Linked DNA regions of Homo sapiens: region 2 is linked to region 1. A link is a loop called in an ENCODE intact Hi-C map of the cell type or tissue named here. Cell type or tissue: endothelial cell of umbilical vein. All regions are shown on one strand. Links, peaks and the distances in the headings refer to the core of each region. The heading gives the core; the rest is flanking DNA.

Evidence for each region. Peaks named below come from ENCODE experiments on the same cell type or tissue, not always from the same donor. Only the 100,000 strongest peaks of a DNase experiment are listed, where the experiment ranks them.
Region 2: it touches region 1 in a loop (5-fold over the local background); 1 of 110 quality-filtered maps calls a loop at or near these places.

Annotation. Positions count from the first base shown.
Region 1 is chr9:18,457,842-18,462,252 of GRCh38, reverse strand. It overlaps a transcript of ADAMTSL1 not described here. Among named protein-coding and RNA genes, the nearest start is that of ADAMTSL1, 14 kb to the left of the region's middle. In endothelial cell of umbilical vein, for the core only: no CTCF peak of the experiment used is centred there; a DNase peak (open chromatin) is centred at 2,152; H3K27ac peaks cover 1,450 bases.
Region 2 is chr9:18,510,427-18,514,837 of GRCh38, reverse strand. All of the region lies in intron 2 of ADAMTSL1 (ADAMTS like 1), which reads right to left. Among named protein-coding and RNA genes, the nearest start is that of ADAMTSL1, 38 kb to the right of the region's middle. In endothelial cell of umbilical vein, for the core only: no CTCF peak of the experiment used is centred there; no DNase peak of the experiment used is centred there.

The DNA of each region.
Region 1 (4,411 bases), core at 287-4,286:
TTTAAAGTCAGTAATAAATAATGGACATTTCACTATTTTAACACTTTACACAACACATGCACATATATATAAAATGTAGACCTATATTCTGTATACCTTAAGCACACGTTGAGACTTTATATAAATATATACATCTGTATTTGTAAACATATTCACATTTGACCCTTGAACAATAAAGGCTTGAACTGTACAGATCCACTTATACACAGATTTTTTTTCAACCAAAAGCTGATGGAAAATACAGTATTCATGGGATGTAAAACTCACATATAGAAAGTTTTCATATGTGAGTTTTAGATTTGAGAGTGCTGGATTTGAGAATGCACGGAGTTTAGTATATGCGGCAAGGGGAAGATGTCAGGGAATGGGGGAGTGGAGGGGGCGTGTCCTGGAACCAATCTCCCCCATGTATGTCAAAGGATAACTATTTATCTTCTAACTGTTAGTCAACGGATCAATGAAGCAAAATGATATTTCTTTGTGTCGACTTCCTTTCCTGCCTGCTTCCTCAGAGACTACTATTGTGGTTCAGTACCTTGTTTTATTTCTCCCTTCTCTCACTCCTGAGGTCTGCGCTGGACAGGTTAGGGCAAGATACTGCCTTGTAACTGAATGTAATTTTTTTTTCTTTAAACTTTATTCTAGAATACCAGTGGAATAATACAAGAGGTTAGGTAGATTAAATAAAAAGGTAAGAAAAATTAATCTATGTCTACCCTGTCTGTGAACAAAAATGACATATTGAACATGTCTATCAACCATAATATAAGAACCATAATAATGTATGTGAGGTAATGCATATGTTAATTAGCTAAACTTAGCCATTCAATAATGTATATATATTTCAAACATGTGTAAACCATAAATACATACAATTTTTGTCGATTAAATGTTAAAAAAATTACATGAAAAATAATCATAATGATAAATTGACTTGATTTCCTCACAAAATTAAAGAGAAAAAGATGATGCACATGAAATATTCCTATCAACAATAACATATTTTGATTAAAATATATGTTAAAATATACGCAATATTTGGTACTGATATTTACTAAAATCTGTAAAAACTAATACTTACTAAAATGTTTCTTAACAATGAAGTAATATTTATTTTGCTTATTCTTGATGCACCTTTCTTGGATTTGCAATATACCCTTTAAAAATGAGGTGTGGAAAAATAATCAGGATTTTCTTTAAAAGTTACATTTGTTAAAAATTAGATTGGACACATGTATTTAATTTTCCTTGCAAAATGACAGTGTTCTGATATCTTTAAATGGCCAATGTTATCACTCACATGCCAATAAAATGTTTTTATAAAGAGTCTGCAAGAGCAATTTGAGGTACCATTTGATTTAGGTTTCTTATTATTATTCTCCTTTCTTGAGGGGTGATTTTCACTGAAATGTGAGTTTGTTCATTATACAGAGAGGATGTCATTCATTGTATGTGTTGCAGAAGAAATGTCCACTCTATGGATGTCAAAAGTGTTGTCTTGGAGGCTTCTCATGGGTAACTCAATGCAGTATTTTCATTGGTCTGTTCAGGGAAGAATTTACTTTTGCAAAGTATGAAAGCAATGAAAAGAAGCTGAGCGTAGCGATAGTACCCTGGTGTAAACCTGCATGTACACCTAGTAAAATTTGGAAAATGAATTCACTCTGCTTCAGATTTCATTTCCCCCCTATTAAATCAGAGTACAACACAGGCATCACAAAATCTGCCATAAATAATTTTTCACAACCGTCTGCTTCACTTTTGAGTGCCCTGGACTCTCTCCAGCCATAAAACCTGGATCTACTTTTACCACTAAAGAGGATAGTCCCCCTTGGTTAGGGCTGAAGAAGTTGAAATTGAAAAGGACCTGGCTGTTCAGGCAGATACTCTGCATGCTGTATCTTCTGCAGCAAACAGACAGGGATTTCGCCGTGGAGTTGGGCAAGTCCTCGAAAATCTTGACAAGATTTATAAATAAGATACGGTGTTTATTTACTATTTTGAAAAACTTTCCATTGTGCTCTCTTTGGTAATGTAATATGATATATATTTTTGCCAAGAATAGGGTGTGGTTGCTCAGCGGCTTAGCTGATCATGAAATGTCATGCTTAAGACTTGAGTCAGAGCATCAAAACAATGCACTTCTGCAATGAGAGTGCCAACAGTTTTCCCACTTTTTCTACTAGAGTCAACTCTATTCAAGTTGAGAGCATTAGTAGGTTTTCCTGTTACTATGTCTATTCATGACTCAGATAATATTCTCGGCAAATCTTGATTTTATTCTTGCTTGCTTCTTCATTCTGAGGATATCATCCACCCCTGCAGCCTACCTTCCTCCCACTTTCCTTTTATCCTTCTCTTCTCTCCCTGTTTCTTTGTCAATTTTTGATTAGTAATGTCATTATTCTTGTGTGGTTTAAAACCAAATGGGAAGAACCATATTTACGAATTGCTTTCCAAAACACTCAGCAATGTGGGTTAATAAGCTCTCAATTTTTACAGTTACCTAATACATCTAACTCCTCAAACTTTAGTCTCCTTAGTTCTGCTGGAGATTTGAGAATCAATTTTTGTAAAATTTGATACTGCTCAATGTTCAATACTTTCCCAAAGGGTCTGATTAACTAAGCCAGATGGGGTTAGTAAACTGACTGGATTAACGAAGTCATGATGGGGCTCTTTTGCAGGCAAGTTCCCTGGGTGCAGAGATTTGGTGACTCCTGTTCACTTCTGTAACTCCAGTGTCTAGAACAAAGCTTGACTATTCTAAGATAGTCAATAAATATTTATTGAATAAATAAAATAACTAGTGAGGTAAGGCCTCAAGTGCAACAGAGGACTTGAAATCAAAAGGTCTAGGTCCATGCTAGTAAACTAGGATCGAGAGTGGTACATCAACTATGTCCAATAAAACACCAATAAAGTCTGACCAATGAAATACAAAAGATACACTGTTTATGAGGTATTATTTCCTGGATGATATAATTTGTAATATAAAAAACAAACATTCTATATTTCACTATAACATAAGCTGCTTGAGAACAGATACTAAGTTCTCAAATAATATTTATTTAATGAATGTCTAAATAATGGAAAATCCATGTGCATAGGACTATTGTCTCAAGCACAAATGTGGATTTTGAGTATAGGGCTTCTCCAACTCAGTTATTATGGCAACCTTAAAAGGCAAAGATAAGATCCCACCTTTTCCCCCTTTTAAACTATAATTCTAGAAAATTTTAGGCCTGTGTTATTTCTTTAAACACAAAGGTTCTGTTTAATATATGTCAGCTTATGGCAGCAAATACTGTTTTTTAAAATACTGTTGATAAGGGAACAGGACTTTTGCTCTGAACTCCTCAGAACATGCAAGGAAATATTTTTGTCATAAAATCAAAGGGCTGGGCTAGATTTGTTAAAGTCCCTTCAAGCTCTAGAATTTCATGACTCTGGCGTTTTCTTTTTTAAAAAACAAATTACCCATAATTACCCATGGGGAAGCAGTGCCTTTTAAAGTCACTCAGGATTTTGTCATTGGAGAGAAAATCCTCACTGACTGAGCACTGCCTGGATCGAATCTTTTTCCCGGTATATAAAGCCACAATAGAAAGCCTTTTTCCTCTAAGAATGCTCTGAAAATCTAGTGAAATAAGCTAATGAGAACCTATCATGGGACATAATTGACTCTGCGAATTTGACACTCGACATGAAGGAAGACACCTAAGTCTATGGAAGGTTAGGGCAAACTGGGTAAACTGTTCAGATCTCACATTAGCTGTTTTGTGGAATGGTTAAATCATTATTTTTCAACTGTGGGCAGTGATCCACTCACTAATAGGTCATGAAGTCAATTTCATCTGTAACAACCAGTATAAAAAATAGTTCAGAGTAGAACAGAAAATATTGAGTGTATCTCACATAGTAAGGATATGTATTGTTTGGTGAAACTTTTATTTCAGGTGTGTGTGTATGTGTTTCAGTGTAGGTATATACACACTAGGTCATCATGTAAAATTTATTTCTTCCAGTGGGACACACTAAAAAATGTTTGAAAACTCTTGGTTTAAATGAAAACAGCCTTTCAAGGTCCCTTCAAACTCTATAATTACTTCTATGAAATCCTGAACATCCTATGGGCATCCCATGCAATTGCAAAAAAAGGAGTAGGGTATGAATGGAAAGATTTCTTTCTTCAAAGGAAAGAAGCACCAAACAGATCCATTGATTCTGAATGCCAGAAGCCAAGATCACTGACCTCAATCTCTTCCATCTAATGGATTTGATCATACACACAGGTATAACCCCTATTCAGTGCTTGATGGAGGGTGGATGTCAGCTATGCCTAACAGTGACTGTGCATGAGCTAGACAGAATACAGGCCAGACAAGAGATTTTTGAATAACTTTGTATT
Region 2 (4,411 bases), core at 267-4,266, 53 kb before region 1:
CCACTTCTGTTCAAAAGAGTACTGAAAGTCTTAGGTCAGTAAGACAAGAAAAATAAATAAAAGGCATCCAAAAAAGAAAGGAAGAAGTTAAATTATCTCTATTTGCAGATGACATGATCTTATAAGCAGAAAACTCTAAATACTTCACGAAAGACTAATAAACAAATTGAGTAAAACTGAGGGATACAAAATCAATATAGAAAAATCAGGCTGGGCGTGGTGGCTCACGCCTGTAATCCCCACACTTTGGGAGGCCGAGGCGGGCGGATCATGAGGTCAGGAGATCGAGACCATCCTGGTGAACACGGTGAAACCCCGTCTCTACTAAAAATACAAAAAAAGTAGCCGGGCATGGTGGCGGGTGCCTGTAGTCCCAGCTACTCGGGAGGCTGAGGCAGGAGAATGGCGTGAACCCCGGAGGCGGAGCTTGCAGTGAGCCGAGATAGTGCCGCTGCACTCCAGCCTGGGAGACAGCGAGACTTCGTTCAAAAAAAAAAAAAAAAAAAAAAAGAAAGAAAAATCAGTTGCAATTCTACACACTAATAACAAACTATCCACAAAAGAAATTAAGAGAACAGTCTCATTTACAATCACATCAAAAAGAATAAAATACTTAGGAATAAACTAAGGAAGTGAAGGACTTGAACACTGACAATCACAAAACATTACTGAAAGAAATTAAAGATGACACAAATAAATGGTAAAACCTTCCATGTTCATGGAGTGGAAGAGTAATGTTGTTAAAATGTCCATGTTACCCAATGTGATCTATAGATACAATGCGTTGCCTATCAAACTCCCAGTAACTGATTATTATAGAAATGGAAAAAACAGTTCTAAAATTCATATGAAACAAAAAACAATCTGGAATGTTCAGAACAATATTGAGAGAGAACAAAGCTGAAGGCATCACAGTTCCTGATTTCAAAACATTTTATAAGCTACAGAAATTAAAATAGTATGGTACTGGTGTAAAGATATGCCAGTGTAAAGACACCTTGGTGTAAAGACAGACATATACACCAATAGAACACCTAGAAAAACACTCACACATACACAGTCAACTGATCTTTGACAAAGGTTCCAAGAATACACAATGGGGAAAGGTGCTGGGAAAACTGGATATCCACATGTGAAAGAATAAAATTGCTATCAAAATTTCACCATAGACAAAAATTAACTCAAAATGGACTATAGACTTAAATATAAGACTTGAAACTATAAAACTCCAACTGGAAAATACAGGGGCAAAGCTTCCTAATATTGATTTGGCAATGATCTCTCAGCTATAACACCAAAAGCACAAGCAACAAAAGCAAAAATAGGCAAGTAGGACACTATCAAAGTAAACAGTCTGCACGGCAAGGGAAAGAACAACAATGAATGAACTCTGAGGCCATTATCCTGAGTGAAATAAGTCAGAAATAAGGATAAGTACTACGTGATTCCACTTATATAAGGTATCTAGACTAATCAAGTACATAGAAGCAGACAGTAGAAGGGAGGCTGCCAGAGGTTGCGGCGGAGGGAGAAATAGTACTTGCCATTCAAGGAGTCTAGTTTCAGTGATGCAAGATGGCTAAATTGTAGAGATCTGCTGCACAGCACTGCTGGTGTAGTTAACAATACTGTATAGAACACTTCAAATTTGGTTGAGATGGTGGATCTCATGCTAAATTGTCTTACCACAATAAAAAATAAAAATAAAAAGAGGAAGGGAAATAACCAAGAGGGAATTAGAGAGGAGATTAGCTCTAAGATCCTTCCCAGCTCAGTCTAGGTCTAAGTCTGAAATATTTTCTTAATTCTGCAAAAGTAGAATTGGTTCCACCAACCTTTGTTCTGTGGTATAGGGATTAGGTTCCCAATTCTTTTGTAGAGATGTTTAATATCACATAGTTTTCTTCCACTTTAGTTGAAGCACAGATTGAAGAAATAAAATGACAATACTGCATATACTGTTTAAAAGCCAATTATTAAACATTTGAATGTCTGCTGTGTGCTAAGCACTGTAAAAAAGGAGGAATTCATACAATTGAATTAGGAAAAGAAAGCATTAATATATAAAATGATGCTACCAGAATAAAATAACAATACATATAAAATATTTTTAAAACCCAGTTCCACAGATGTATTATTTATAGAACTGGGGGAACTTCTCTTAGTTCTTAAAATATCTTGCAACTATAATCAGTAGAAACTCAGAGGCAAATTAATAATTTGGTAAATTCTTGAGACTCTGGCCCTTTGGGATTTCTATCCTTAATTATACCTACCAATTTGCTTAATACATAGTAGGTATTCAATAAATATTTATTGAATGAATGAATTAAAATTGAGGAGATATACAAACTTTAGAAGGGCTACTGAACAAATCACATAAGGATTTTTTTTTTTAATAAACAGAAAAAGACATCTAAGAGTTACAGATTCCTGATATGGCAAGTAAATGTTATGGACAACAAACACATTTCTAACCATCTTTTATTCCAACAAATTGGCTTATGGGATAAACCAGGCCATAAATTGGTCCTAAACATTCAGTCATTGGCCTTAGCGCATTTGCCTCCGGAAAGGAGATCAGATCTTGGAACAATACACCCCCCTAAGATATATGACCTGAAATATTAGAAGTCTTGGTAATATATTTAGACTAGGCTTTAACCCAAAAAGTAAAAGGAAGGCAACTGCAAACTCTTAAGCATATGTTCCAAAATATGCAATCTCCTTTAACAAAATGAAAAGACTATCTCATACAAATGACATGAGTAGTCATACCCACTCTGAACTTGTATATCTTTCTTTTAAACAAAAATTCAAACATTCCCAAGGAAAACAAGGGTGATAACATATAACACCAGATGAAGAATAACAGATAAAGCCTGCTTTGGGGCTCACTTGAGCTGAAAGTTCTAAAACCTCTTAAAACAAGTCCTGTGAATCTTAATTGGATGTTATGATAGAGATGAGATGTCTTTTAGAGAAAAAAACAAACATTTGTTTAAGAAGCAAAATCTTACCATTGAAAATTTTCTTTTGGTATTTATTATTATACGGTATAGAAATAAGATGCTAACTAAAGCCTATATTAGTGTATCAATATTTTCATGGCAGAATATCTGTGTTTGCAATTAAAAATCAGAGAAGTTAGCTTACTTTCTCTTACCACAATTATTATGAAATGAGACCTTTAGAATGATCTTTCCTATTCCTGTGGACTAAGACTCCTTGGGGCTATTTATTTTACTTTTTCTGTATTTATGTTGACACCATTCTGGCAGCCACATGCCTTTGGAATAATACTATAATCTTACTTGTTTTAGGCACCTCTTGTGTGATTTTTATTTCTTGCTCATCTAATAATCGTATTACCTCAAAAACTTTTTAATTCAATTTTAATATTTAACTCAAAATTTATTAACTTTTAAAAAATTCTGCCATCCTTCATAAGAAGATCATTTTTTGCTATTTGGATAGATATGAAACAGCCAAGCCCATTGCTGAATCAGTTAAGATTTAACATAATATTTGTATTCTTAATGTATTAATTTATGCTCTTAATACAATATTAATGTAGTATTAATTTATACCATTAGCAGATGAATTTGGCATTTCAGAAAGTAAAAAAGGTCTCAGAAGACCTTTAAATCTTCTTTAGTCACCAGTGCAAAGGTTCACATCACACCTAAGAGCAGCCAGCTATCTAACTCGTTGCCATCTCAAATGAGGGGTAGTTTCCTCCTTTGAGCCTGGTCTTGGCATTGACTTAATACAGGGAGACAGATAATGTTACACATTATATTAACTGTCTTATGCATTTGGAACTTCTTATGAGCAAAGCTAAATTAGCTGGCTGAAGATAAACCTAGAGCTCTGAAAGATAGATCTTTAGTATTAAATATTTTTTAAAAAGCTAGACAAATAGTTCACTATAAATATTATTTCAGAGTATTTAGTAGGGGGGTGAAGAACTGGAGAGAGGAGCAGCTTCTCAAGGTACCTAGTACTTTAATTCATTTGAAATAAAATAAATGTCCATCATCAAGCACCAGTAGGTATAGTCTCTTTTCTAATTAATGAAAAATAAAAACAGGTATTATATTCTACTTAGCGATACTAGATTAGTAAAAGTTACATTATAAGAGTTACTCAATAAAACCTCATATAACCTTACAAAATTAGTAAAGGTGAGAGACAATGTTTATACAGTGTCTTTCTTTGTTGTTCAAACCAGGGTTGCAGATAAAGGCAATGATCAGTGTTCCAATATCATAAACCTGGAAAATCAAGCACTGCCTACTTTCTGCAAACCTCAGAAAAAGGGTAGGGGAGAAACCAAGGAAAGGATTCTACTCAGTATGTTCCTGGGTCAGAACTTTTTCTCCAGTATCAAGTACTGCTTGTTGAGAAT